Linked DNA regions of Mus musculus: region 1 is linked to region 2. A link is a loop called in an ENCODE intact Hi-C map of the cell type or tissue named here. Cell type or tissue: left cerebral cortex. All regions are shown on one strand.

Region 1 (2,500 bases), 120 kb before region 2:
TGTGGAACAGACACTCAAGGCAAATCACTCGAAAACGAGAAAAGTGACTCTAAGTTTTGAGCTTTACACATTTTGTTAAAGCCAGGTGTACCTGGGCGTGGCCAGTGCATGTGCCTCACACCTGTCACTCTTACGAGTTTCTAAGGTTTTATCAGAGGTGGCCCCACCCTCCTACATACCTCAGTTCAGTTAATGTATGGGCCACTTCGATTCCCACCTTACCCTCTCCAGTCTATCCTCTGCAAGTCATCTCAGCACTAGGGAAGCAGAGGCAGGGGGATCTCTGTGAGTACAAGACCAGGCTGGTCTAGATAGTGAGTTCCAGGCCAGCCAGGGCTACACAGAAAGACCTGTCTCCAAAAAAACAAACAAACAAGCAAAAACAAAAACAAAAAACCCAAATAGCCAAAACAAAAAAAAGAAAAAAAAATTCAGGTCACGCTTTTCCGTCTAAATTTCTACAGATTTTCACATTCATCAAAGTTAAATTTGTCACATGGCTTAGGAGATGCTGGTTGGCTTTACACATTTTGGCCCCACCCTCTCCTGTAGCAAAGCTCTCTTACAATTATGACCTATGCTAACTCTGCAGTTCCCTGCCTGTACAGAGGGGCAGACTCCCAGGATTGAGGTTGTCCTGGCCACTCTGCCTCCCTGCCATCTCTTTCTCTCACTTTCATCTGTTTGATCTTCATGGTGCCCCTTGTCATGATGTATAATCCCCTCGCCTGTCACTCCTCCCCTTGGGCCACCTTCTTCTCCACAGGAGTGTAGACTCGGTGGTAGTGACCTTGCCTGGTTACTTCTTAGACGGCCGAATCTCAGCCAACCCCTGAGTGGTTTCCAGGATGGACTGGAGAAACAAAGGGTACAATGAATGAGCAGTCTCCTGGACAAGTCTGTTCCCGGGGAAGCTGTGTATAGCCCCAAACATGTTCTTCTCCTGGGTCTTAAACATGAATATGTATTCAGTCTTCCTCCTTTTGGAAGTGCTATACAGATCACAAGCCCAAGAATTTTGGAATGACCCTCAAGAAGCTCCTTCACAAAACTGAAATCCTAAGATTAGAGAGAATTCTTTCAGTGAAGAGAGAGAGACACTGCCCGAAGCCACAGTTTCCTCCCCTGCACCCTGGGGTAAAATCCCCCAAGGGTCCCTAAGACAATCTCCCCGTCCCCACCACTGCTGAAGGCTCTCAAAAAAAAAACATTCTGGGAGCAAGGAACAAGAGATTCTGAGATGGGTGACTGAGGAGGTGGGAGAGACTCCTTCTCTGGAGTTCTTTAAAAATAGAGCAGCCATCTGGGATGGTTTAGATACGGCCTCTCTGAAAGGCGGGGGATTGGAGGGGGATGGAAGATCTAAGGCCCATCTCATCTTGGATTTTCTGATATTTCATTTTCAAGTTTTACTCATGGCAAGAGCCTGAAAAGAGCTAGAAATTCACTTTTTTTTTCTTTTCAACCAATCACTACATCCCATTTTGCTTCCAACGGCAATTCTGCTGTCTCAGTAGCCCCCGTGCTTCAGAGGGGCGATTTGGATGTTATGGCCTTTTGTGTTCCATAGGAAGTTTGGGTGAAACTTGACTTCCATTCTCCCTTTCAGAGGAAGCTACTATGGGAGGTGTGTTTAGATGTTGGGAAATGATTGCTGGGGACGTGCAAATCCAGGCTTGGGTCCTGGCCATGCCACTGGAAAGGACAGAGCAGGAGGAAGCAATGGCTGGAGGAACTTGGCCAGGCTCCTGTGGGCTGTGGTGCAGTCCACACTGGGACCTGCTGCAAGAGCTTAAGCCTTGGAAGCCTCGTTTGCTGTAACTATTGCTTCTCCATTTTGTTAGCTTGATGGAATTAAGCTCAATAAAGCCGACGTGTGTAAACAACAGAGAGTGTGCTTTTCTGACAGGAAGCCATTTTCTGATTCTCCTCTTGTTATTCTTGCTTTTTGCATCAAAGCCTCAAGGTCAAAAGAATAATGGATTTTAAGACCTAGAAGGTCACATTTTACTATTTTTTACCATAGAGGCCACACTGGAAGAAAAAAAAAAGAGCCTTGTTAAATTTGTTCCTCAGCAGTATTTGCATGCCATGACTATTTTTTTTTAAACTCAAATAAACTTGATTGTGATTATCAAATACATTAATTTTAAAATGCTCATTGCAAGAACTCCTGTACCTAACAGACTAATGCCCAATCTGAGGCAAGTTGTTTATCCTTAAAGAACACAAACAGCTTCTAATGATGACATTAAGTCAGTTAAGAGTGTCCACTGCTTTGGGGGAGGGCAAGACCTCAGTTTCCAGAACTCATGTCAGGTGGCTCACCACTGCCAGCTCCCGGGGCTGTGACACCCTCTTCTGATCTCTAAGGGCATCTATGCTCATTTGTCCATACACATTCATACAGTCTCACACGTAACATAAGTAATGAAAATAAATCTTTAAAAATATTGCCTTTAAGTCAGATCAAAGGGTCTTCACAAATCAGATTTGGAAA
Region 2 (2,500 bases):
TGGGAAAGGCAGATGGGGAGGGAGAAGGATCTTTTATTCTGTGGGATCCCGAGTGAGGAATGGAACAGGTTTCATCCTTTTGACTGTGCACCCCAATGGCAAATCCAGGAAGAGGGTAGAAGAAACCTAATGCTGTCTGCTAAAGGCCAGGGGACACTTGCAGTTATCAGCGCACACAGGAGGGCGTCTTGTTCCTGGGCTGCAAAAGCAGTGGTGCCTCTCACCTTCATCACCAAAGAGAGCATTCTCCATGAAATCTGTGTTGTCCCGAGGTCAGATCTGCAAAGCTATAATTATCCAGGTAACTCGGGTCCGATGTTTCTCAAAATATCCAGGTAATTATAGGAGAAAGGTCATTTCCTCTATATAATCTCAAACCTACCACTGGCTGTCTACACTGGCAGTTTGCCAGTCAAGATCGCCTGTCATTTCCATTTTGTTCTTTACTAGAATTTGCCAAGGACTAAGAATCCTAATGGGGGAGTTTTAAAAATGACTTTTGTACGGATACCGCTTCCTTCACCACCACCCCCCCCCTCACCAATGTTCTGCCGGTGTCCTCACAAGATGTAAAAACACCCTCTGCTAATTTTTAACACTCCAATGAATTGCATTCTGGGAAAAAAGATATTGTGAGACAGAAAGGAAAGGAGAGGGGTGAAGAGGAGGAAGAAAGGACAGAACGGTCCCAGGGCCTCCAAAACTGAGGACCTTAACTGCTTGGCCCTATTCCGAGAGAGAGAGAGAGAGAGAGAGAGAGAGAGAGAGAGAGAGAGAGAGAGAGAGAGAGAGAGAGAGAGAGAGAGAGAAAGCACAGGTCTGCAGGTCAACAACCCGCTCTTTCCGACTATGGGCTTTGACAGCAGGGGTAGTTTCGGGACGGGAAGAAGCGCATCTGCATGGGGAAGCCACTGTTCCTTTGCTTCACAAAGGAAGAAAAAAATGGCATTTATCCCAAGTAAGGCAGAACGTGGTAGGATTCGCCTCCCCCATCCTTTCTTCCCCCTTCCTCCTCCCATCGCCCTCACCGCCACCGCCCCTTCCTGTCGGAAGAGAAAAGGTGGGAGGGGGAGGAGGACCCACCGGTCACAGGCGGCGCGGTGGGATTCTCTTTCTTTGGCTTTTACCAGCCAATGGGGGTCAGGACGCTATTGGTTCAGCATCATGTGCGAGCGGGTGCCTCTCGCTTAGCAACAGCGAGCAGCGAGCAGCGGAGGCAGGAAGCAACGCCACCTGGCCCAGGGAGTGTGCGATGCTTTAAAAGGGAGACAGAAGGGGAGAAGAAAGAGCAATCTAGCTTAACATATTGTACTCCCAAGAACAAGGCTTCATCAGGCTGATAAAGACAGCCAGCCAGGCAAAAACCGGACACGAGCTCTGTCCCATGAGCATGTCTGTATCACCCTAGGTGGTCTACACATAGTTTTTGTTTTAAGGGACACTCTACTGTGCTGCAAGGGAGGTGGATGGAAAGATGGTTATCTGGGAGGTAGGGGTGAATCTACAACTCTCAGTGAGTTCAGTCAGTCTTATTCTCACATTAGGGTATTACTAGAAAAGACAAGTAAAATTGGGTGTGCTTGAAAAGGCAATTGGCTAGGTAGGAATCATGGCTTTCTTCCTTTTCTTTTTCTTTCTTTTTTCTTTTTCTTTTCTTTTTTTTAATTAATCAACACAGTAGCTGTTTCTAAGTGCTAAATTCCATCATAGTGGCCAACAATTAGCCCTTTGGAGTAGAAAATGGCAAAAGAGAAAGACAATCCTGTAAAGTGTGCTGTGCTGTGTGTGTGTGTGTGTGTGTGAGAGAGAGAGAGAGACAGACAGACAAGACCTGGGCTGTGTGTGTGATGTGGTGTGTGTATGAGTATGTATGTGTGTAGTGTGTGATGTGGTGTGGTGTGGTGTGTATATGAGTATGTATGTGTGTAGTGTGTGATGTGGTGTGTGTATGTATGTATGTGTGTAGTGTGTGATGTGGTGTGGTGTGGTGTGTGTATGAGTATGTATGTGTGTAGTGTGTGATGTGGTGTGTGTATGTATGTGTGTAGTGTGTGATGTGGTGTGGTGTGGTGTGTATATGAGTATGTATGTGTGTAGTGTGTGATGTGGTGTGTGTATGTATGTGTGTAGTGTGTGATGTGGTGTGGTGTGGTGTGTGTATGAGTATGTATGTGTGTAGTGTGTGATGTGGTGTGTGTATGTATGTGTGTAGTGTGTGATGTGGTGTGGTGTGGTGTGTATATGAGTATGTATGTGTGTAGTGTGTGATGTGGTGTGTGTATGTATGTGTGTAGTGTGTGATGTGGTGTGGTGTGGTGTGGTGTGTGTATGAGTATGTATGTGTGTAGTGTGTGATGTGGTGTGTGTATGTATGTGTGTAGTGTGTGATGTGGTGTGTGTATGTATGTGTGTAGGGGGAGATTTTGGGTTTCTCTTTGCTGCTTCTGTGATTCAAGAGGTATTTTGAGGAGGCTGGGATGAGCTCTGAAGGTCTCCCTGC

What was found. Peaks named below come from ENCODE experiments on the same cell type or tissue, not always from the same donor. Only the 100,000 strongest peaks of a DNase experiment are listed, where the experiment ranks them.
Region 1: it touches region 2 in a loop (8-fold over the local background); 5 of 42 quality-filtered maps call a loop at or near these places.

Annotation. Positions count from the first base shown.
Region 1 is chr3:51,884,386-51,886,885 of GRCm38, forward strand. All of the region lies in intron 1 of Maml3 (mastermind like transcriptional coactivator 3), which reads right to left. Among named protein-coding and RNA genes, the nearest start is that of Gm46803, 180 kb to the left of the region's middle. In left cerebral cortex, no CTCF peak of the experiment used is centred here; DNase peaks (open chromatin) are centred at 1,310 and 1,710; H3K27ac peaks cover 1,305 bases.
Region 2 is chr3:52,006,657-52,009,156 of GRCm38, forward strand. All of the region lies in intron 1 of Maml3 (mastermind like transcriptional coactivator 3), which reads right to left. Among named protein-coding and RNA genes, the nearest start is that of Maml3, 97 kb to the right of the region's middle. In left cerebral cortex, a CTCF peak has its summit at 1,206; DNase peaks (open chromatin) are centred at 440 and 1,204; H3K4me3 peaks cover 1,219 bases; H3K27ac peaks cover 1,647 bases.